Linked DNA regions of Mus musculus: region 2 is linked to region 1. The links are chromatin loops, found by intact Hi-C in ENCODE. Cell type or tissue: heart. All regions are shown on one strand. Links, peaks and the distances in the headings refer to the core of each region. The heading gives the core; the rest is flanking DNA.

Region 1 (12,008 bases), core at 2,157-10,156:
TACACACACTCACACACACACACACACACGCATACACACACACACGCATACACACACTCACACACACACACACACGCATACACACACACGCATACACACACACATGCATACACACACACACACTCACACACACACACACATACACACACACACACACGCATACACACACACACACACACAAAAGTAGGAGAGAACAGCCCACACAAAGTCATCCACTGAGCTACACACACTCACACACACACACACTCACACACTCACACACACACACACACACACACACACACACAAAAGTAGGAGAGAACAGCCCACACAAAGTCATCCACTGAGCTACATACACTCACACACACACACATACACACACACACACACACACACACACACTCTCTCTCTCTCTCTCACACACACACACACACACACACACGCATACACACACACTTTAAAAAATTAAGTCTTCAATTGAGTACCAGATACTGTGCTGTGTAGCCATACTTCTAGTACTGAAGAAGGTGAAGTGGGAGGACTATGTTTGAGGTCAGCCTGGGCTACACAATGAAATCTAAAAACAAAGAGAGCCGAACACTTGAAACTTTCCATATTTCATAATTAGATGGGACTTCCAGAAACTATTTAATCCAAAATTGTTGCTTGGCAGTTAGATAAATCTAGGCCTAAGGATGCTGTAACACACCCACTAACAACAATAAACAAACAAACAAACAAACAAACAAGAGTATCCAAATAAAGAAAACCAAGAGAGGAACACTGTTTTCCAGTTCCTGTCAGCCGAGGAGTCTCTAGGTACAACAAGGCCGCTTTTGCCTGATGGAGAGACAGTGTATCCACAATGCGAAGCTATGAGGGGGTGGAGCTGCTGAGAGGTCATGAAGAGGAGCCCTCGTGGAAGGGGCTCATGCCTTCTTAAAAGAGACTCCAGGCAGTCAGTCGCCTTCCAAAGGGCACAGTGAGAACTGAGCTGTCTGTCAATCAGGAAGCAGGCCCTCACCAGACACCCAACTTGCAGTGGCTTGAATGGCTTCTAGAATGACAGAAATAAAGTCCTACTGTTCAGAAGGTACGTGTAGTTTGCTGAAGCTGGCTCGACTAAGACAAAGGTGCAGTAGGACTCAGCGGCAACCAACTCACCCGCACTGGGCCAAAGCAGGCCCAGACCAAGATCAATGTGGCTTCACTTAAACCTCATCCAAGGTGTGTGTGTAAGGAAGAAAAGTTAGAGCACGTCTCACTTAACATCCATGTTTATGCCACTATGAAAGAGCTGTGTTTTTAAAGCTCAGAAACAGCTGTTCTTTTCCCATTGTGGCAAATAGGAGAAACACAATACAGAGCTGGTTTTAAATTTGTTCTTAGATGTAATTTTTTTATTTCATGTGTCTAGGTGTTTATTCGCATGCACATCTGTGTACCACATGCGTGTAGGGCCCATGCAGGCCTGAAGAGGATTAAATACCCTGGGGCTGGAGCTACAGATGGTTGTGTACTGCCTGTGAGTGCTGAACCCCAGGTCCTCTGAAAGAGCAGGAAATGCTTGTCCCTTCTGAGCCCTCTCTCCAGCCCCAGAGAACTGCTCGGAACCTTGGCAACCAGTCACATTCACAGGTCATCAGAAGTAAACCTGGGTCAGGGACTGATGTGCAGAGAGCACAGGAGACTTGCTGGCATATGCTACAAGAGCAGATTGTTTCCTTTATATGGGTATATGCATTTCTTAGCCTTACTGAGTAAATATTAAGATTTGTGCATTTTATTAAATATAGTATTTACCTCAAAGAGGTAGAAAAAAAGAGCTAGTTGCATATGTGCAACTAGCCCATATAGATATGTGTGTGTTAATATATATGTATATATGCAACTAGCTCATATATATGTGTATATATATATATATATATAAAGCTCCAGTTAGGTCTATGCAGGCTAACATATTTACAGGGACACTTGCTGATATATGAACCGTACGCTGAGATGAGTCAAACAAATGGAACGAATTGATGAATGAGTGGAGGGCAAGGCCACTGCAAAGCTCTGACAAAGCATGTTTCGAAAGACATCAATTGCAGAGTCTTAAAGTGGTAAGTAAGCCATCATTTGTAAAAGGCTGGAGACTTATGGGCTCTGAGAAGAAACTAATATACGAATTAGGATTCGTGAAGCAAATTTCCACTTTAAAATGTTCACAATGAAATGTTAGGGGTCGGGGAGGAAGGAATGGGGCACAAGGCAGATGAGCAAGGCATCTGAGTGTCCCTCACAACAATGGAAAGCAGCCAGGTGCTTTGTAGACTTGAGGGATGTGACCTCTTAGGATGATAAAAGAAAAGAAGTCAGGAGGAAGTTTAATCCTACGAACCTCAGAGTCTGTTGGTGCCCAGTGTCGGGGGGGGGGGGGGGCACAGCTCTCTGTCATCACTGGTGCCCAGCCTAGTGACAAACCTTTGAAGATGCTTCACAATGCAGCACTCCTTTCCCAACAGCTTCCTTGATTCCTACAATCTTGTAACTAAAACCAAGTCCTACTGGGTACAATTCAAAGCAGGGTTTCTACCCTCAGGGTTTGGTAAGATTACACCACACAGATAACTGTATACCATATGGAGTGAGCCAAATGCCTCCAAAGAGATTTTGTATGTATGTTCACTAGGAATTGAGAAGAGGAAGAGAACTCTCAATGAAGGTGAACATTTCCTTAGAGCTTGGATCTCAACAGGCTCAATGGGACATGACTAATCCTGACACTGAAGAGACTGGGGGCAGCCTGGAATATCCAGCAAGTCTTTATCTTAGAAACTAGCAAGAATACACACACACACACACACACACACACACACCACACACACACACAAAATACGAAATAAAAACCCAAACTCTTTCTCTTTCTATATGAAAAAGGGTTGCCTGGTGGTTGTGTTGGCTTTGAAATACCACCAGAGAAATGATAGTTAGCTGCATTTAGAATTTTCTCCAGAGCCCCGCAAAGGAACACAGCTCAGTTAGCATCCTGACTTTTGTCAAGTGAGACTCCATTCAAAGTTTTTAAGTCCCTAACTGCAAGACAATAAACTCATGGATCTGTGTTGACTTAAGCTGACTTGTGATGATTTATAATTGCACACATTCAAAACTAATCTTTGGGTAAAAGCCCACAGTTTTAGGGCAAGAAGCCATGTGGGATATGGTTAGCAAGGTGAGAGAAAGGTGAACTACCATGGAAGGGTACAGGAGAGAGAGGAGAGCTGTCAGTCATTTATCTGCTTCAAATGCTTCAGAAGTAGAGAAGAAACACAGCCAGAGCCACATGTTCTGAAAGGGAGGAAGGTATCAGCTATTCTTATGAAACCGTGAGCAGTCCAATGCTAGGGCTAGAAAGCCCTGGCACTGTGGGTAAGAAGTTGAGAGACTGAGGGAAAAGAGCAGTTTGCAAACACTCTTCTCGTCCATTCAGAGTAGCCGAGTGGTTCCATGAACATACAACAGAACCTTGTTGGTGTTTCTTAGTGGAAGACCAGGGGCTAGAGAGGTGGCTCTGGGGTTAAGAGTACTGGTTGCTCTTCTAGAGGACCTGGGTTTAACTCCCAGTACTCATGGTGTTGATAATAACTGTCTATAACCCCAGTGCCAGGCACACTCAAACATGTAGGCAAAACACCCTTACAAACCTAAAAGAGACAGACAGACAGACAGACAGACAGAGAAACAGAGAATGACACACAAAAAGACACACACACACACACACACACACACACACAGGGGGGGGGGGGTTGGCATCAGGGATGGAAACAGCCAGAAGGGAGAGTATGATGGGTGGGAAGTAACAGAAAAGGCCAGGTACTAGAAGAGCTGATAAGGCACACCTGGCATGTGTTCATTCCATTTTGGAAATGAAGACATGAATATTAGGTTACACAGAAGTGCTGACTAAGGAGGATGCTCTGGTGGGTATGGATACAGACGGTAGAGTGGCCCTGCTGGCAGCTGGCGGCTAAGGCCTGAGGGCTAGAGGGAGAGCTGAGACGCTGGGCAATTGTGGGAGAACCTTGTCCAAAAGATTTCCTAGGGGGTTGCTGTGCTCCCTGAGAACTCTGGTACAAAGCGGAAACAAAGAGGGTAGCTGACACTCCTAGGGTGTGTTAAGTGGAGGTGATGAACAGGCAGCAGCTAACAGAAGAAAAGTGTTCGAGTTAGACAATGAGTAAGCAAATAGATGCAGATTTCATGAAATATATTCAGTACTGTGTTAAACCTAAACGCAGTGGGCATGCTAAACGTAGGAAGGGATGGGAAGGCTAAAGAGCTGCTTGCTACCCACCCCTAAACCTTATGCACACTGTATAGCATGTGTATGGGGCACTCAGTGCTCATTACATTCAAGGATGGCCCACTGGTCACTCCTACTCTGCCCAGTTTGTACTCTGCATGAGAGGTGAATAACATAAGAAGTCAGAGGAAATCGCCTGTGTCTCTCTGATAAAGCAAGTGCTTGCCACTCACTGGCAGATGCCTTTTGTCTAATTGTGAATCATTTCAAAACCTCCACTCCAGGTGCACAGCCTGATGGTCTCCCAGGTGGTCTGCGGGGGAGAGGCTGGGCCTATGAAGACTGCATAATCCCAGACATAGGCAGCCTGACCTTGCCACGGCCCTGTACCATCTCCGAGGTCACCGCACGCCACACCTCTTTGTTGTCTTTGCATTGTGATGTAACTAGATTGCTACTTGAGCATCTTAATTGGGGCTGTGACTTCTGGGATGAAGACCTTTGTAGAGCACTTGCACACTATGACTCTGTCAAAGTCGCTCTCCCTGTTTCAGAGGAGGGCAGGGGACCCAGAAGACACTGGCAGTGCAATAATTCTACACCTTTTTCTCCAGCAATGTTTAGAAGACCAGGAACTGGAAGTTGGAGAAAAATAAATATAAGATGCATTATATTTCTTACAAACAAGATGCTTATAAATAATGCAAAATAACTTGCTCCCAAGTTTGACTATTCTGTCTCTGGCTTAATGCTTTCTATTTTAGGCTACACTGAAAATACCTTCCTCAGAAAATTAGTGGTGTGAATCAGTGGGACTGATTTTTATTTTGTACAGTAGTAGAGTCTACTTTTAAAACTAAAGCCTAAATGCAAAATGACTAAAAAATAATAAAGAAGTTTTTATGAGGAGAAAATTAACTTGAGCCCAGGCTGTACTTCGATGAAAACATGCAATTCTTCCGTTACACACAGATATTTGAAGGCATCCTATTAAAGATGTCCATTATAGTCTTATTCCAATTAGAGCCGACATTTCTTTTTGCATTTTGCTCTGTTGTGTCTTATCAAAAGAACACCATTGCAGGGAGGCAAGCAGTGGTAAGTGGAACCAGTTCTCAGTCATGGTGCATGCTGCAGTCTCCGGAGGATTATTCGCTGAGTGTATCCAGAAGCTCAGAGGCAGGGGACAGAGTCTTACTCATGGGTGACTTACTGACAACTTACAGTGATTGCTTACACTTCTTATAAACAAGGTAATAAAAGATAGAACACGGATATTTGCAACAGGGCATCAGCCTGTAACAACACTTCCTCGTTTGATGGGCTGAGCATTCTCTTGTCATTGTGCAAGCCGTGCCAAGCACAAGCGCCTGGCTTAGCCTGGCAGTGAACCAAGCCTGGCTTCTTGGGCAACTCAGATCATTCTTCCTGCCTAGAGACTCACAGGCATGAAGTTTTCAGAAAGGCTGGCACAGAGCAACCGTGTTCACAGTCAAAGGCATATTGACTAGTTCAACTACCCGAGAGCCCAGCAAGGCTAACTCAATCCGCTGATGTCAAAGAAGGAGTGGAAATACTTTGCATAAATAAGAAGGGCATAGACTCACCATGATACGGGCTAAATGCTATATTCTTCTTACCATTTCTTCATAGGCAACTTTTCTATCAAGTCCTACAGGTAATCTCATTTCTATATGTATTCAGGATTATTTTTACATTTTCATATTTTAATTTCCAGTTTTATGTTTTGGGGACTCGAGGATGAGGTGTTTAGCACATCATTATAATAGGTGCAAATTAGTCTCTAAAAATACCTGCTGCCGCCCTGGGTTTCTATAGACACAGTTTGAAACTAGGTAGTGTTATAGCAGCACTCTCCCTGCAGAATAATGAGACAGTTATATTTCCACAGGAACTGCCAAGGCACCTGTTTACGGCACAGTCTTATGGTTCTCCCCAGTGTGCTTTGTGCCTAAGGCAAGATGAAATTTGCATGCTGTAGAAAATTAGCAGCTGATGCATAGGTTCATGATGCAATGTCTACATGGTTTCTCCTTGAGTTGTTTATATCTTTAATGATGGTTTTACCTGAGAGAGAGAGAGAGAGAGAGAGAGAGAGAGAGAGAGAGAGAGAGAGAGAGAGCAGGGGATGGGGGGAGAACTAATGAGGCTTTCCAAATTTCCAAATAAAATCAAACAGGTTTTCCAAGAGAAGCCTGGGGTAGCACCAAGTATGTTTGTGAATGCATGCTAGTGCATACAAGGGGTGTGTGGAAGAAGGGACACACTTCCCCTTTGCCTTCTAGGTCTTTGAGTAGCCCTGATAATCTTATCTATCAATATAGGTACATTTACATAAAGCACTATGTGGAATCTCTGATGATGATGATGGTGGTGGTGGTGGTGATGATGGTGGTGGTGATGATGACGATGAAGGCTATTATTTACTCCTCTATACTGGGGTGGGGGTGGGGTGGGTGGTTGACTAAAACCAGTTGGAAAGGTGACCTCTAGTGGACAATTGTGTTTATTCAATTAGTTTCAATTAGTAACAATAACAAAAAAATGATCCTCAAAGGTAAGCTATAAATCTAAGTGCTGTCTTAATGATATCTAAAAGAAACAATAATAACATAAGCACGCACATTCTCAGTAATGTCAGTTAAGAATATATAGGTTACAGCAATGTTAATATGTCCAAAGCTACTACTCAGGCCATTCTTCAATGGTTCTACAGTTGATACAAACCTTGGACCTGGATTCAAAGAACTATTTGGAGTTCATGGGCATTCTTACCTACATAGTACAAAGGCAGCCCGGGTTACATGAGACCCTGCCTCAAACCCAAACTAGAGCTATCTCTAGGCATGACAATATATATTTATTTGGTCAACTGCTTCATATCTAAGGCCCTCTATTTCTTAATGTGCAGAACAGGTTGATTTAGACATTCTCCGCTGTCTTCTGAGGGCTATGGGATGACTGTGCTTTCAAGTCAAGTTGATTTTTATAACCTGAGTTTTCCAAATTAGCAATATAAAATTCATATCACTGTCTATGCTTTATGCAGAGCATGGGGTGAGTCAGAAAAATCACAAGACTTCAAGCGAAGGTAAATTTCATTAAGGTAAAAATCGGTTACTATTTTGTGTGTGTGCCTGTGAATGCTGTGTGTGCATACATTCCTGGATATTAGCAGAGGCACACGTGTCACGGCACTGTGGAGGTCAGGGGACAACCTTAGGTCTTGGTCCTTGCCTTTCACCTTGTTTGAAGCAGGGTCTCTCCTTTCTTGCTCTCTGTGATGTACACAGAATTTCTGGCCCATGAGCTTCTGAGGTGCTTCAGTGAGCACCTCTCGTTCTGTTGTAGGAGCACAAAGATTACAGCTACGAGTTCCCAAGCCCAGCTTTTACATGGGTCTGGGAACCTGAACATGTACCTTACATTTCCAATGCTTTACCCACTGAGCCATCCCAGCCTCCAGTTACTATTTTATCACCACGGTGGAACATAATAATATATAATTAAACTATTAATATAATCTCCAAGAAACTATTATAACTCATCAATGATCCTTAAATATACTTTTTTTTTTTTTTAATGCAGGAGTACTCTTGAAACACTATTATTTACCATGGATGGTGCCCAAGAGTTTCCTCAGGGACATTCTGTCAGCTTTTGTAGGACCAGTTAAGCAGTGACATGGACTGGGTTTGCAATCCTTTGCAGGCTCCCGGCCTCACTGTGAGACACTGCACTTACGTTTTAGCCTAGAACAAGCACTGGTCTGGAAGTTTCCCTAGTGTGTAAGGAGGTAGCCAGAAACACATTGAATGATCTAATTAGCTCGCTTAACGTAAAGCGACTGAACAAAAGTTCTCTCCTGTTTTAGAGGCAAGTCTTCCCAGGGTGTTAAAGTGCTGGGGAGGAAAGGACGGTGTTAGGAACTGAGCTGAAGGGTGAACACAGAGGAGGGCTGATGTCAGCCCCGACTGTTCTGAAGTATTTAAGTGAATCAGGACATCAATCCCAACTCCTCCAAAATCCAAATTTAAATCAGTTCTCCATTGAGAATGGCAAGGCAGACTCTTGCAGATACACAACCTGGGCCCCCAAGATGCTCACGTGTAGAAATTGTCGGGGCTTCTTCATTATTTACTAACTATGCTAAGACAGAATGTAACATCCCAGAACGGAACAGCCTCAGTTTTGTGTAGATAACCCGTGATTCACCTTATTCTCCTGACTTGATAACGTTTTACTTCTTGATTTAGTTCCCTGCTTATAAAACATTAAGGGCTGGCAGCCTTACCCTTTCAAATTAAATACGCTTCTCAACCTATAACAGATGATGTCACAACTCGACTTAGTTTGAACTCTCACTTCCTGCATCTTAAAACTTGTCGCTCTCACCAACTTCACCTCCAGACTTCCTTTTGCCATCTCAAAATCTCGCTCACTCCTGCAACTTAGATCTCAAACCTCCCCCCACTGCACTAAAGGCTTGGTTACCAGCTTCTTGGAACTGATAGATCCTTTAGCACGTAATGGAAGGAAATTAGGTCCTTGGGAAAGAGCCCTCGAAGGGGATATTGGGATCCTGATCTCTTCCTGTCTCTTTCCTCCTTGCATCCTGAGCACCACGAGGTGAGCGGGTCTCCTTTGCCTTGGGTTCTTATCCTAATGTGCTTTGCTGCCACGGGGCCGAGTAACCATACTCAGAAAACTTTGAAAATGTAAGCAAAAGGAAAGCTTTCCCCTTTGTAAGTTCACTTCCTCAGGCACTGTGTCAGAGCAATGACAAGTGAACTTACTGAGCTGTAGGCCACTAAGTGGTCCAGGAAAAGCCATGCTTGCTTCTGCTCAGGGTCTTCACACAAGCTGCTGCTTACCCTGGACTCTAGGCCCCTACCACACAAGCTGACTTTTGTTTGTACTTAAAGTGGGAAGACCTTTCCCTAGCTCCTATTTTAAATCAGGTTTTATTAGGTTTCTTCCCCCATATCTCAGGACAACATTTAACTATTCAGTCACTTTGAAGATGTAGAGTGTTGATTGTTCCATGAAACAACTGCAGTCCTATTGCTCAATCTATAATCCTACATCTAGCATCTCGCAGTACCAGACATACAGTAGGTATCAATGAATATCTGACTAAGCTAATGAACACAAATCCCAGGAAGTCTCTTACTTGAGGGAAGGGAAGTGCCCATAGCAGTGCCATGGCTGTTATTACTGCAGTATGGCCAAGCTGTCCACGTGGCTACTTGTTTGTCTGAAGTCAGCTGAAGCTCACCTGGGAGCCAAAAGGCTGACTGCCAGCTTGGAACTAAGCCTGGGAGGTATTTTGGCCACAATTCCCTCTTCGTTTTGAGCTGTGGTGATGGCAGGCTCTAAGGGCCCCCCTAACTTTGCAGATCTACCTACTACAGGGCCAAGACTGAGTGTACCGGCTGGACCGAAGGGCAAATAGTTGTTTGCAGGAGCTCAAGTGAGTTTAACAATTACTAATCTGCAGTAGTCGACTGCTCCTGATTCAATATCTAATTAATAAGTGGAAAGAGATTAGTTAAAGGGTCCTCCTCCTCTCCTCCCTGGTTTGCCACCCTATGGGATATATTTTTGGTTTGAAGGGGTAGCCTGGTAAAATAAGCAACTGACTTACTGTTGCAAACTTGCACAGCCTCCAAAATCATACTGATAAATAAATAAAGTCAACTTTCATCTTAGAAGAATAATAAAGTACCCTAAGTGACTTTCTAATCAAGACGAAGAGGCCAGTCTGAAGACATCCTGGGCTTATGAAAGACGGATACTTTTATATTTGCCTGCTGACTTTGGAAATTTAGGGCATGTTTTAAAGGGATATAAAAATAATAAAGAAAGAGAACAGATTAAGTGTTGAAACCAAAGTAAAACCTACAGTTTAAACTGTGGCTTTCCCTAAAACTTTCTAATGTGTTATAGAGATAGTGAGCATAGCTCATGTCTCTCTGATCTGTATTCTCTTTCTTTTCATGGTGTGCATGCCTGTGTGTGCGTGTGTGTGTACACTAATATGATAGACAGGAATTCATATCAAGTACCTTCCTTAATCACTCTCCGCCGTAGTTTTGGGGACAGTGGCTGTCACTGAGCTTGGAGCTTGCTGATTAAGCTACACTGGCTGGCCAGCAAGCCCAAGGATCAAGCATCTTCATCTCTGTGGCATGGATTATAAGAGAATCTGGCATGCATGGTTTTAAACCTGAGTTTTAGGGGGCCAGGTTCAGGTCCTCAAGCACTTGGCTCTCCGAGTCATCTCCCCGGACCCCTCCTCCACATTACCTCTGTAGAAAACGGTTCTTATCCTCGCCACAGTCCTACCAGAAAGGGATCACACAGAACTACTGAGGGTGTCGTCCTCATTGTCCAGGTGGTATGACAGATTAGTCATGGATCTGTGTTTGGTTCAGCGAATGCAGACCTGGCCGGGCTAACTGAAAGCTCTGTAGACTCTTTGTTAACATCTGTCCACACAATCTCAGCTCGATGGCTACACCTGGGGAGGGACTCAGGCATATCCCAGGTAGTGAGTAGGTTAGGATTCCATCTGACTGTATACACGAGGTCAGGCTGGTATGTGCTCCTGCACAGCTCAGCTCCTGTTATCTTCTTGAGATAACACGCTACAGGAAATCGATGTTTCTTGTGCAAACAAGAGAGCTCCCAAATCCAGGCAAGAAATGCTCTGGAGAAGGGATTTAATGCTCTGCTGTGACTGGCAGCTCACTCAGGCTTTGCTTTTAGTTCAGAATAACTTAAAGATTTTTCAACTTACTGGTACATGCGAGGAATGATATCAAATCTTTCGGAAGGAGACTGGAGTTCTTCATTTTGAAAAAAAAAAGTGTGATTAAATATTGGAGTCCATCATAAGATTTAGTATACACTCAGTTATTTTCTCATTTACAAATGATGTGGCAAAGGTGCTTTTCATTGTTTTTTAAAACACCCTTTGTCTTTGTTATTTTCCTGTTGCTGTGGAGAGACACCATGACCAAGGCAACTAATAAAAGAAAGCACTTAGTTTGTGGGCTCATAGTCCCAGAGAGTTAGTCTATGATCTCCATGGACGGAAGCATGGCAGCAGGCATGGGACCTAAGATGTAAGCAGTACCTAAGCGCTTACATCTGAACCGCAAGCACAAGGCAGTGAGAGAGAGCTAGCGGAGAAAGCCCACCCACAGAAACGCACCTCCATCAAGGCCACACCTCCCAACCCTTCCTAAGCAGCTCTACCAACTGGGGACCAAGTATGCAAATACAGGAGCCTGTGGGGCCATTCTCAATCAAGCCGTCATACCTTTCACCACTAAACATATGAATAAAATGATAAACTGAATTATCTAGCTGCTCCCACGGTCGTGTCTTATCACTTAGGTATGCTTTTAAATTTTATTCATTCATTCTTTCATATGTGTGTGTGTGTGTGTGTGTGTGTGTCCATCTTCTTTTCTGTATATGCATGCTTGTGTACAGGCACCCTCAGAGGCCGGAAGAAGGTGTTGGATCCTCTGGAATTGGAGTTACAGGTGGTTGTGAACTGGCTTATTATGTGGGCTATGGGTGCTGGGAACCGAACCCAGGTCTTCTGTAAGAGCAGCAAGTACTCTGAATTGCTGAGCCTAGCGCCAGTTCTGTCTCTTAGGGCCCCGAGAAAAATGCAACTGTGGACCTATAACTAAAAACTCAG
Region 2 (12,008 bases), core at 1,590-9,589, 390 kb before region 1:
TTGCATAGGATATTATCAGGGGTTGATATAGACAAGTTATTCACCAAACATGCCCGCTAGGCTGTATGGAAGAGGATAGTTTAGACCTTGAAGATGTAATGCTTTTCTGTGCAGCCCTCAGGGATTGCTGCAGAGTGAGAAAGGCAAGGCTAAGATCAGAGTGTCTTTCTCCTGCAGCCAGAGACAGCCCCATGTTGACTTGGCTTACTGTGAGAGCATCTGCTCTGAGGTTTTGAACCTCTGGCAAAGTGAAGTTAAAAGCCAGCATGGTGTGCTAGTGTCTATAAAGCATCAGGATGGAGGTAGTAACACACTGGGGCTCAAATATTGGAAGTACTGCGGTGATAGCAAAGTAACAGTGATCTAGAGAATGGTAAGCCAAGCCAAGTCACAGGGTCATAGGCTACACAGACAGAGCTTAGCACGGGGCAGCAGTCTGGACTCTAGTGGGGGGACAAGGGTAAGTTACTGATTTTTAGAAGTGACCTATAAGAGATTGGACATTTTGAAATAGAGGTCATTTTGACTCTGAGGTCAGTGTGGGGACAGATTAGAAACGAGATAGAAGAGAAGCAGAGTGCCTAGGCTGTTGGTCTGAATAATGGAGTAGTGCGGAGAGCTGTCAAGGAGTTGGTTCAGGAGAGACGTCTTTGCTATTTGGGAAGAGCCATGAATTCCTTGAAGATAACCCCCTAATATGATGTAAATTGAATATGACATAATATGACATAAATTACTCTAACTTTTTGTTATTTTGATTGATACTTTGTTTGAACATTACAATAATCAAGTTACCCAAATTTAGTGTACATGAGCGCTCTTTGGGTGTTGCTAAAAGGTATGTTCTTGGGCTCTATATTTTAAATTTTATTTTATCTTTTACATTTATTTATTTACTTATATTTATTTTTTTATTTTTTGAGATGGGGCTTCTTTGTGTAGCCTCGGTTGTCCTGGAACTAGCTGTGTAGACCAGATTGGCATTGAACTCACAGAAATACACCTACCTCTGCCTGCTGAACTCCGGGATTAAAGGTGTAGACCACCGCCTCCTGGCTATGAAAGTTTTAAAAGGACTTTTTAAAAAACGATTTGTTTTTTATTTCATGTGCATTGGTGTTTTGTCTGTGTGAGGGTGCCAGATGTCCTGAAAGTGGACCTACAGACAGTTGTGAGCTGCTATGCACGTGCTTGAAATCGAACTCAGGTCTTCTAAAGAGTAACGAGCACTCTTAACACCAGCACTCTTAACTGCTCGAACCATCTCTCTAAGCCCCTTAAGAAGTATTTTCAAGTAGCCTACTAAGCCCAGTTTGTACTGTTCCTATACTGAGGGTTTGGGCGGCTGTCCTCTGCAGCGTGGTCAGCCTCCGGGGGCTCCATTCACAAAGAAAATGGACTCTCCCCGCCTAGAAGCATCGGTGGAAGTGGCTCCTTAGCTAAAGTGGGAGTCCATGAGCCCTGCATGCAGGTTGGAGTGTCAGTTGGCTTGCTCTTCTGCAGACCTATCTTGTGTAGATAACCACAATTGCCTTGTGCCCATTAATGCAGTTGTCCAAGAAGGACTAGAAGACACTGCTGCACTCCAGTCTTCCCCAACTTCTGGCTCTTACAGTCTTTTTGTCCCCTATTTCACAACGGTCCGGAGCCTTTGGGGAAAGGAGTGTTACACAGCTGTCCCATTTGTGGCTGGGCACACCACAGACACTTTCTTCATGTTAGTTAACCAGTTGTGAGTTTCAGCATTAACTGCATGACGAAACTTCTCACAGGAGGTCTCAGAGCTGCACAAAAACAGTTGATGGGTCTAAAGATTTAGGGGGCAGCTTGATGTCTGTTTAGTGGAATAATAAGCTTCCCACTAAGGCCTTTGAGTCCAGAACTGTGGGCTCTTGGAGCCCTAATTGTAATGTGCTTAAGTGAAATCTTACCTTAGGCTTAGACTCTTTCTTGTTCTGGTCATTTTTGTGTAGGGGTTGCTTGAGCGTGCTCCTTGGTCTTGAATACCTAGTTGTCAAGAATCCCCTTTCCCAGCTCCACCTCTTCATGATCTTATTTCCGATCAGAAGGAGGCTGGAAGCTGCTGCTTTGTGGCTCTTAGTGCGGACCGTGGGCCCAGGGCAGCTTTTACAGTGCTGATTGGGAAGTACTTGCTGTGTGATTTTTTTTCCCCCTCCCCTGGAGAAACACAAAACAAACATCTACTCACCCCAGATGACAGTGTAAACAGACCAAGGAAAGGATCCACCCAGGTCGGTCTTGCTTAGCCAGTGAGTTCACTGGAGTTACTTACGGGAGTGTGCTATGGGTGGTCCTCTTCTAGCTTGTCTTTGGTCCATGCATTTGTTTTCCTCCCTTCCCTTCCCTTGTCCCTGTTTAGGGATAAACTCTGGCCAGGGTTGTGGCCAGCCTTTGTGGGGCTGGGGCTTTGTGCATGTCTAACAAGCACTCTGCCAGCTCTGCTCTGAACCCTGCCTATAGCAGTTGACGTTGATAGATACTGTGCACGCATGCTGAGTTTGTATAACATATACCTCAGGTTTATCATAGTAGTATTCTAGCAAAATGAGGAATGAGCATCTGTGAGTAGGAAGCTGATTGGCAGTTGTTCTGTTTTCCTAAAATGCATTGCCTGCAGCTCGTTAAGAATGTGAAAGGAAGCTTGTGCTTAACCGAAAAGGTCTGCCTGCCTGCCTGCCTGCCTGCCTGCCTGCCTTCCTTCCTCAAATGGCTACCAGCAGTCAATTGAGTGAGGGGTGGCAGATGAAGGAGGGAGTAGACTGATCCCAAAGAAACCTAGGAAAGAGGGGAAGAGAGATAAAGAACAAGGGCTTTAGTGGGCTCTCATTTTTCCTGAGGAATCCATCGTTTATACCATACAAGCCAGCGTCAGACACACATGAGGAGACCAGGGAAGATAGGCAGCATCTGTCGATGGTGGCTTGTGGGTGATTCACAAACTGGAGAGGCCACATCAGAGTTCCTGATGGTGGTGCTTTGGTGTTACGGGAGTGCCCCAGGCACAGCCAGCTGGGCAGAGGTTGGATGGTAGCCGTTGTCTTTCTGTTTGGCTATGTCAGGTCATTGGCTGACTGTTGAATACCACAGTGAAGACTTCAGTTACCAGACAGGAGAGGAATAGTCTCTGGGCTAACAGTCTGGAAAAGTCTCTAAATGGGCAGGTGACTGCTGTTCCTATCAGGCAAGTACACAGACTGAATCAGGAGTCTGTTTTCCAGAGTTATTCACATGGTGGTATTGAAATATCCAGTTTTTAAAAGAAAAGAAAAAATGAGTTTTCAAAACACAAAAAACCCTCAAGATATAAGACATACTAAAAAGTGGAATACAATGGCCCATTCTTAGGGGGAAAAAAGGTGACAAAAACCATTCCTAAGATATCCAGCACTGAGCCTGTTACACAGAGGCCATGTGCTCAAAATAATTAAAGAAATGTTGATAAATCAACAGAAACATTTTGAGACAGTGAGCCTGGGTCCATTGTGTAGTGCTTGTTGACTAGACTGGTCTCGGACTGAGCGAGCTCTGCCAGGCTCTGCTCTCCGTGTGCTCGGATTAAAGGCACACAACACCCAACCAAAGGAACCCAATTAGAAGTCTGAAGTTAAGTAGAAATACTCCAGAACTCCGAAATACTATCTTTTCAGTAACAAGTTTTATGCATCTAAAATTGACAAAGCAATACATTTTTGACTCCCCAGAAAATGTGAAAATGGCCTTCCTTTGTAGCACATGGATAGAAGCATTATCCACTTTAGGTTTTCTCAAGTATAATTTGACACTTTGACACAGCTGTTATGCATTCAAGAAAATATAAAATGTTCGCTGATATCAAGCAGGTGTGGTCCTTGCTGCCCATCCTGATGACCTGACTCGGATCCCCAAGACCCACATGGCAGAGGGAGAGAATCAACTCAGTTGTCTTCTCCCCTCCACGGGAGCACCATGTGTGCACACCAAAATAAATAAATAAAAGAACAAAAAGTTAAGCCAGGAAAGAGCATTACTTTTAGCTGTTTATGTATATGTGTGTATCTATGTGTGTGTATGCCACATGTGTGTGGGAGCCTGCAGAGGCCAGAACACTATACTGGGTCCCCTGGAGCAAGACAGTTACAAGCAGTTGTGAAACCAAATGTTCTTAACCATTGAGGTATTTATTCAGCCTGAGATAGCATTATTTTAAGTTAAATGATCAAGAAATGCAAAAATATATATGCCAAGAAAATGAACATTACTGGGTGATCAGTAAAATAAATCATGGTATAAATGAATTGCTTGTGGAATAAAATTTAATTTTTTGCTTTCGTATTTTTCTAGGTTCTATAATAAACTTTATTTTTATCTTTTATTTTTATATTTATTTTTTTATTTTATCTTATAGTTTAACTTTATTTTTATCTTTGATATCTAAAAATGTGATTCAAATTAACATAGTAATTTTAAGTAAACATTCAGAATGTGTTAATGAATTATACTAGTTATTTGACAAAATAGGAAGTAAGGAGAAAACTCCGAAGAGGCGAGGTACTTTTGGCTAAATTAGCTAGCAGTGTAGCTTCTGTGTCAGTAGGGGGTGCTATTGCTTGTGTAGAAGATAACGTTTTTTGTAATTCTCATTTTCTCTGAACTTTCTTCTATTCATTTACTCATCCATTCAATTAAAGTAAATTTAATAATTCATTACCTGCAGGCACTTTCTTACAGCCGTGTGTAACTTTTCCTTGTTAATGATGTATATAGAGTGCAATTTGCCTCGTGTTAAGAGGTAATATGTGAGACGACTCCTAAGCAGCAGTCTTCCATAGAGTGTAAGAACTGCTTCTGTCTCCTTACTTTAAGCCAGCTTTATGTGCATGTTACTTTATGAGTTGAAAATTTTAAATTAGGCCAAAGATTGTACTTTTGAGGATCCTTGCAGTATAATATATGATGTGTATAGGAGTTGTGTAGAAAAGATGCAGTTGTTGAGACTTTCATCTTTGTCTTATATTTAAGTAGGTATTTCTCTGTTGGGAAATGACTTGCATAAACAACTTCAGAGAATGCAAGAAAATTAGTCTTGTCTTTTTCTTCCATACCATAACACTTACAATTTTTTATTCTCTGTTTATGGGTATTTTGCTTACATGTATGTCTGTGTTCCGCATGCGTACATGGTATCCTTGGAGACCATATGAGCACATTGGATCCTGTGGAGTTGGTCTTACGGAGGGTTGTGAGCTGTCATGTGAGTGCTGGGACTCACACTTGGGTCCTTTGAAGGAGCAGGCTGTGCTTTTAACCCCTGAGTATCTCCCCACCCCCAGAGTTAACACTTTGTAGAGGCAGTCTCAGCCAATTTTAAAAAATATTGTGCTTTCAGTGTGGCCGCTTATTCTAAAGAAATTTAAAGTACTTATTACATTTTTGCTTAGTGTGGGAGCAGCTTTGGTGTATTTCTAGAGTTCTGGGGTTAAAACTCCAGAGGTATGTTACAGAGTGAAGGCTCCTCCTGCGCCTTTATATTCCCCGTGTACATTAGCTCAGGGCTAAATGATCATCCATTCTGTTAACCCCACCATCCTGTGCCATCTTGTCTCTGTCACAGGACATGCCACTTACTTCTTACGAGTACCAATTGCTTTTTTATTGCCTTTTACTACAAGAAGTAAAACTGCTCAGGGCACACCAAATGTGGGAGAATCTCAAACTGTGCTAGAGCAATGACTGACCTGTGACTTTAGATTTCTACAGTTTATTGTGGTTGTATGCAAGTAGAAGTCTTTAAACAAAGAGATATAAAGATACAGAGGAATCTTTTAGAGGCCCAGGGAAGATTTAGGTAGGCCTTAGGAACCAAGAAGTAGATTGCTAAGAAAACGAAAAGCATTCCCTTTGTGTCTTTTGTCTTTGCTTCTGTGTGCATATCCAGGGTCTTTTTTTTTTTTTTTCCTGTCTGTTTTTCCCAGCTAAGTGACTTGTGTCCCCCTCCCTCAATGTACATGCTGGAAAGTGACTTAAAATGAACACCCTTTATATTAACGAATGCAGACTACATCAAAAATCCAGGTCCCTGGCTGGAGAGATGGCTCAGTGGTTAAGAGCACTGACTGCTCTTACAAAGGTGCTGAGTTCAAATCCCAGCAACCACATGGTGGCTCACAACCATCCGTAATGAGATCTGATGCCCTCTTCTGGTGTGTCTGAAGACAGCTACAGTGTACTTAGATATAATAATAAATAAATCGTTAAGAAAAAAAATCCATTTCCTAATTTTGCATGTTGGTACCAGGGGAGAGATGGGTAGCCTTGTCTAGGCTAGGCATACAAGCCTGGTGTAATCATATGTTTGCAGGTATGCTGGGGGAGATGATAGGAACACAGTTGGCAGGGCTCGAGTGTAGTAGCCAGGCGAGCTGGTGCCGAGGGCAGAGTCCTAGTCATGGAGAAGGAGGCGGGGCAGTCATTTTTTATCTCAAGCCATTTCAGATTTACTTGAAGTTTTTAGTTTAATCCTCTGAGAAATATCCTATTTATGTTAGTGAATTTCTGACTTTATAATGAAAGACAAAGAGGAATTTATAGTTGCATTTTCATGTTTGGTGTAGAACCAACTTTGTTAGAAACCATAAACTATAAACCACAAAGCAAAAGGATTCTTTTCTGCTGTCTAAGATTGAGAGGCTCAAAAAATTATTCAACTTTAATCCCAGCACTTGGGAGGCAGAGGTGACCTGTCCAGCAGGTCCAGTTATTCGAGGATCTCGAGGGGACCTCCTCCTAATAACCAAATGGGGGGTAGAGAGAGACGAGGGTCTTGTACGAATAACGACACGGAAACCGTTCTGAAGTTGTATCAAGACCCCAAAATGTATTAGCCAGGCCCAAGGTTTAAATACACAAGCAAAAGGGGAAGTGCCTTTCAGCAGGAAGGATGGGGCAGTAGAATTGCACAAGGAAACGGGGAAGTACAGATACTTATCAGCGGGATGGATGGGGCAATACAAGCAAAAGGAGAAGTATTTATCAGTGGGAGGGGGGGGGCAATAGAATTGCACATTCTTAGGTAGTTACACGGGGAAGCAGGAACTTGGCGGTATCAGGGTATCTTGAGGTCAGGACATCCCGGCGCTGAATTAGGGCTGGAACAATCTGTGGTTGTTCTCAGAGCGGTGTGTCGGTGTGTAGGTGGCCCGCTTTTGACCCTCTTTTCTTCTTGGGGGGAGAGGCCCAATTCAGAGATCAGGACAATAGCGTTGCCTTAATGGCTCCCAACACAGAGGCAGGCGGATTTCTGAGTTCAAGGCCAGCCTGGTCTACAGAGTGAGTTCCAGGACAGCCAGGGCTACACAGAGAAACCCCATCTCGAAAAAAAGAAAAAGGAAAAAAATTATTCAAAATTTGATTTCTACTATAGAATTTAGTTTCATTATTTAAAAACCAACACTTAGAGCGTGGAGCTGTTCTTCCAGAGGCCAGCACCCGCACGGTGGCTCACAGCCATCTGCAGCTCTGGTCCCAGAGGATCTGATGCCCTCCTCTTGCTTTTGCTGGGACACTTAGTGCACTGAGCGTGCACACAAAGCACCCGGCATACACAATACATTCTTAAATAAATAAACAAACAAAATTAACACAGCAGGTAGAGGCCGGTATAGAAATGTTCTGTTTTAATGGATTATTCTATGGACTGATTACATTGTTTTATTTCCAAAGAGTTTTATTAGTAAAATATTTTGATTAGCTCATTGGTGACCCAGTCAGCAATTTTGATGGCATTTTTTTGAGGTGGTTAATTTGTTTTATGTGTTTATTTTAGACCTAAGTCTCGACATATAGCCCAGACAGGCCTTGAAGGGAAGATCCTCCTGCCAAGACAGAACAGCTAATAAAGAACACCAGCAGAGTGCAGGAGAGAATTTGATTATAAGGTTGGACAAATAGGAAGAGAATACGGTTAAGCATTCTAGAAACAATTCTGTTACATCTGCAGAACCAAAAAGGAAAAGCATCTGAGATGGTCTGCCAAAATGATAGTTTTCTGCAACACAGAGAACACTCTTCTGTCCTGGACACTTAGCTTGCTGGTTTCTTCACAGATCCCTCAAGTCCTGAAGGGGTTCTACCTACTACATTCTGAAAACAGCAAGGGGAAGCTCACCTGTGCATCTGATACTTTCAGGAGTCAGAATGTGTAGCAACTGTTGGATGATTTTTTTTTTTTTTGTAGTTTTTTAGACATTTTGTGTCTATGGACTTTAACAAAGCAGTTCCTTTAAGGCAGTAGTTCTTAATTTTCCTAATTCTGGGACTCTTTAATACAGTTCTGTATGTTGTGGTAACCCCTCTCCCCAACCATAAAATTACTTTCATTGGTATTTCATAACTATCAATTTGCTATTGTTATGAATTGTAATGTAAAGACCTGACATGCAGGGTATCTGGTATGTGACCCCTGTGAAAGGGTCATTTGACCCCCATCCAAAGGGTTGCAACCCACAGGTTGAGAACCAGTACTTTAAGGCACCAATTCCATTCTTTAATGGAATTAGTGTGTTCCAAGAGAGACACATATTTTTGCCATTGACTTCACTGCAAAACATGTAAATTTCAAAGAAATAAAGCTATAAATGCCCACGAAATACATTCCTTCAAAAATCATCTTAGTATCTTAATATGTTATATATCCCCAGTTTAAAAGTTCTTACTTTTGGGAGGCAATAAATCAATTTCACTCTCTTCTTTTTCCATCTAGTGGTCATATGCTTTAGAGAAACCCAACACTGGCAGCATATTTAACATTGCGTGGTCTATTGATGGCACTCAGATCGCGGGAGCCTGTGGGAACGGGCATGTTGTCTTTGCACATGTGGTGGAGCAGCGCTGGGAGTGGAAAAATTTTCAAGTAACGCTAACGAAGAGAAGGACCATGCAGGTATGATCGTGTTCCAGAGTCCAGTAAATCTGCTGCTTTGCACTAGACAGGGCAGGGATTTATCCTTATTGGTCACTTTTGCCTGTTTATAGACATCCAGTCATGGTTGGAAGTGCCTGACTTAGGCATGACATCAGACCCTTTATGGAAAGCATCTGAATTTTGTAGTTACCGAGCTTAGCATAGCACAGGCAGTGACAGTCAAAGCATTTAGTGAGTGTGATGCACTTGAGGAAGTGCAGACAGAGAGATTAATAAGTCAGGTTTCACACCAGAAGCTGATCCAAGGCAGGCCTAATAGACTATTTCTTTATGGCTCAATTCAATTAATCTTTTTTTTTTTAAATTACCTTTTAAGAATTGGGTAAGGCAAGTTAAGATGGGAGGGAAAGGCCCATTGGACACGCAAACTTTATATGCCCCAGTACAGGGGAACGCCAGGGCCAAAAAGGGGGAGTGGGTGGGTAGGGGAGTGGGGGTGGGTGGGTATGGGGGACTTTTGGTATAGCATTGGAAATGTAAATGAGCTAAATACCTAATAAAAAATGGAAAAAAAAAAGATGGGAGGGAAAGCTTTAGGGAGTTGCTGTAGGGATTTAGGAAGTAAGGAGGAGAACTTTTCTTCATGTTTGCGTTTCTGACTGAGGCCTCTATGACAACGGGCAGATTCACCAGCATTCCGTCATCTCATGCAAGCTTTACATGACATCATAGGTCTGAGGGAGCGCAGACAGCTGTGGAGAATAGGGACAGGGCGAGACGATCTGCTCCAGTGAGCATGGACTGGGGACTCTGCGGCCTGCTGTGTGCAGACCCTGCTCCACATCCCCTGCTTTCAGAGATAGGATGTCATTAAGCGCTGTTTCAGAGAAAGGTCAGAAACTTGCTTAGTCTTACAACTTGCTGAGGGCAAGTTAGTAGGAAAGGCAGAGGGACCTTCTGCTCCTGTGTCCTCCTATTCCTTTGCCTGGGCATATGTAATATGCCAGCTGCCATATTTGGGGATTATTGTGTAGTTCTAAGGTGGAATATTTTATAGTCTAATACATGGAAATAGGATATGTCAGTGGGAGAAGGGAGGGGATGTGTATAGATCAGAGAGCATCAGTGGGTCAGTTGGAAGCATCTAAGGACTGGCTAGGTACCATCTTTTCCATTTTGTTTCTTCAATTAGGCCAGCACTAGCTTAGTGCCTTGTGCAGAAACGTGGTGGCTGCTGTGCAGGGACTGTTGCCCATGAAGCCGCTCTGCCAAAGGAGGAGGAGCTGTCCTGTCCCCTCCCCCTCATCTGTGTCACTTGCTTCTGTCTTGTGTATTCATAGTAATATGGCTTTAATTAAAAGGTTAACAACCTATTAAAGAGCTTTGTTAGCTCAAGTACCAAGATTTTAAAATGTCAATAATATGATCCCCAGACTAAATATTAGATTTAGTAGAATTTTTCTTGGCTTTATTTGCTTATTTTGGATATTTTACTTGGAAAAAAAAATTTTTTTTTTTTTTAAGGAAAGCAGAGACTAGTGTATAGAATCCCCATATCCTTACTATCTAGCCTCAGCTGCAGCTGCAGCCCCGCCCTGTCCCGTGCACAGTCTCACCTGCTTTCCAATATACCCTGAGTTTCAGGCAAATTCCTACATCGTGCTGTATCTGTAAAAAGGTTCCATATCTATACCTTAAACATAAGAGCATCTCTGTTTTAATCTAATCATAATATCATTTTTGTGCACTACTACTACTACTAATTTTTTAATTTTATAAACTGTCTACAAAATGCTCAAATCTTCACGTCTCCTACATGTTATAAATTTAAAGTTTGTTTAAGTCAAGATTCAAACGATTGCAATGGGTTTGGTGCATCATTTAAGTTGGTCTTGGTCTGTAATTTCTTTCTTTCTTTCTTCCTCCCCTCCCCTCCCCTCCCCTCCCCTCCCCTCCCCTCCCCTCCCCTCCCCTCCTCTTTCTTTCTTTCTTTTTCTCTTTTTTTTCCCTGGCTCTTTTTCTTCTTAACTTTGTTTTAGGAAGTCAAATAATTTGTGGCAGAGTTTTTCACATTGTAGACGTCTCAGGTTGCAATCTGTGGAGTGTTGTTTTTGTTTTGTTTTCTGGTGCTAGTGATTGGATCCAGGGCCTCATAATGTGCTGGGTTAGCGCTCTCCTGAGCTAAAGCCCAGGGACTAGCTTGACAGGTCCCTTTTGTCTTCAGAACTTCCTGCGAACTGAAGGTTTATGTAAATAATGGCATATATATATATTTTTTTTTTGTTTAGCTTGGAACCAAAACATGACATTATCTCCAGGACCATAAACTTGCATCGAGAGTTTTAATCTGGACAGAACTATTTTATTCATATGTGCAGGAATTTAGTATTATCAAAATAATTCTGGTGTTATATTCTAGCGCGCTGTCCTGAGAACATAGCCATGCTTCTAAATAGTTTTAATTTGGAAATAAGAAAGACTCACCTCAGTGACTAGGTAAATTTCATGTGATATTACATATGGAATCTTTTAAAGACTATATTGAGTTCAAGTTCTCCTTAGAAGCAAAGTTGATAAATTAAATAGACATGGAAAGTGTTTTAATTTATAAAGGGTTTTACACTGTCTGTGACTGTAGAACATCACGGTTGTTGAGTTGGACCCATTCAGTATTCTTGCTTAGTACTATCCCTTATTTATCCACTGCATGTTTATGAGTTTTAACACTTTCCAGGTGCTAGGCTAAACAATAAGGAACACAGCACCAAATAAAATAAATTTGTTCTCTGTTCTCATGGCCCTCCTAGGTTAGTGTCTAAAAACTACTCCGTATACAAAGTAATACAAATTGATTTAAGGCGAGAAATTAGAAGAAGAAATTGACTGGTTTATGTAAAGTCAGGAGATAAAGTTGAGGTGCAGTTGGTTCAGTGGATCAAATAATGTCAACAGGATCCATCATGTCCTCCTTCAGTCTTTCCCCTGTAACTGGCTTCACTTTAAGAAAGGTAGTCTCTATTTAGTGGCCTTGGCAGTTCCAGTGTTGCACCTACCAGCTCAAGTCCATCAGAAGGCTCATTTCTTGTAG

The links. Peaks named below come from ENCODE experiments on the same cell type or tissue, not always from the same donor. Only the 100,000 strongest peaks of a DNase experiment are listed, where the experiment ranks them.
Region 2: it touches region 1 in a loop (7-fold over the local background); 1 of 42 quality-filtered maps calls a loop at or near these places.

What each region holds. Positions count from the first base shown.
Region 1 is chr3:68,557,811-68,569,818 of GRCm38, reverse strand. The region is part of intron 5 of Iqschfp (Iqcj and Schip1 fusion protein); the gene reads right to left. All of the region lies in intron 2 of Schip1 (schwannomin interacting protein 1), which reads right to left. Among named protein-coding and RNA genes, the nearest start is that of Gm22073, 16 kb to the right of the region's middle. In heart, for the core only: a CTCF peak has its summit at 6,796 (motif pointing left); DNase peaks (open chromatin) are centred at 5,648 and 9,588; H3K27ac peaks cover 246 bases.
Region 2 is chr3:68,947,284-68,959,291 of GRCm38, reverse strand. Ift80 (intraflagellar transport 80) reads left to right here. Exons shown (of 20, transcript NM_026641.2): 9 at 8,759-8,938. Among named protein-coding and RNA genes, the nearest start is that of Ift80, 51 kb to the left of the region's middle. In heart, for the core only: a CTCF peak has its summit at 4,590 (motif pointing right); no DNase peak of the experiment used is centred there.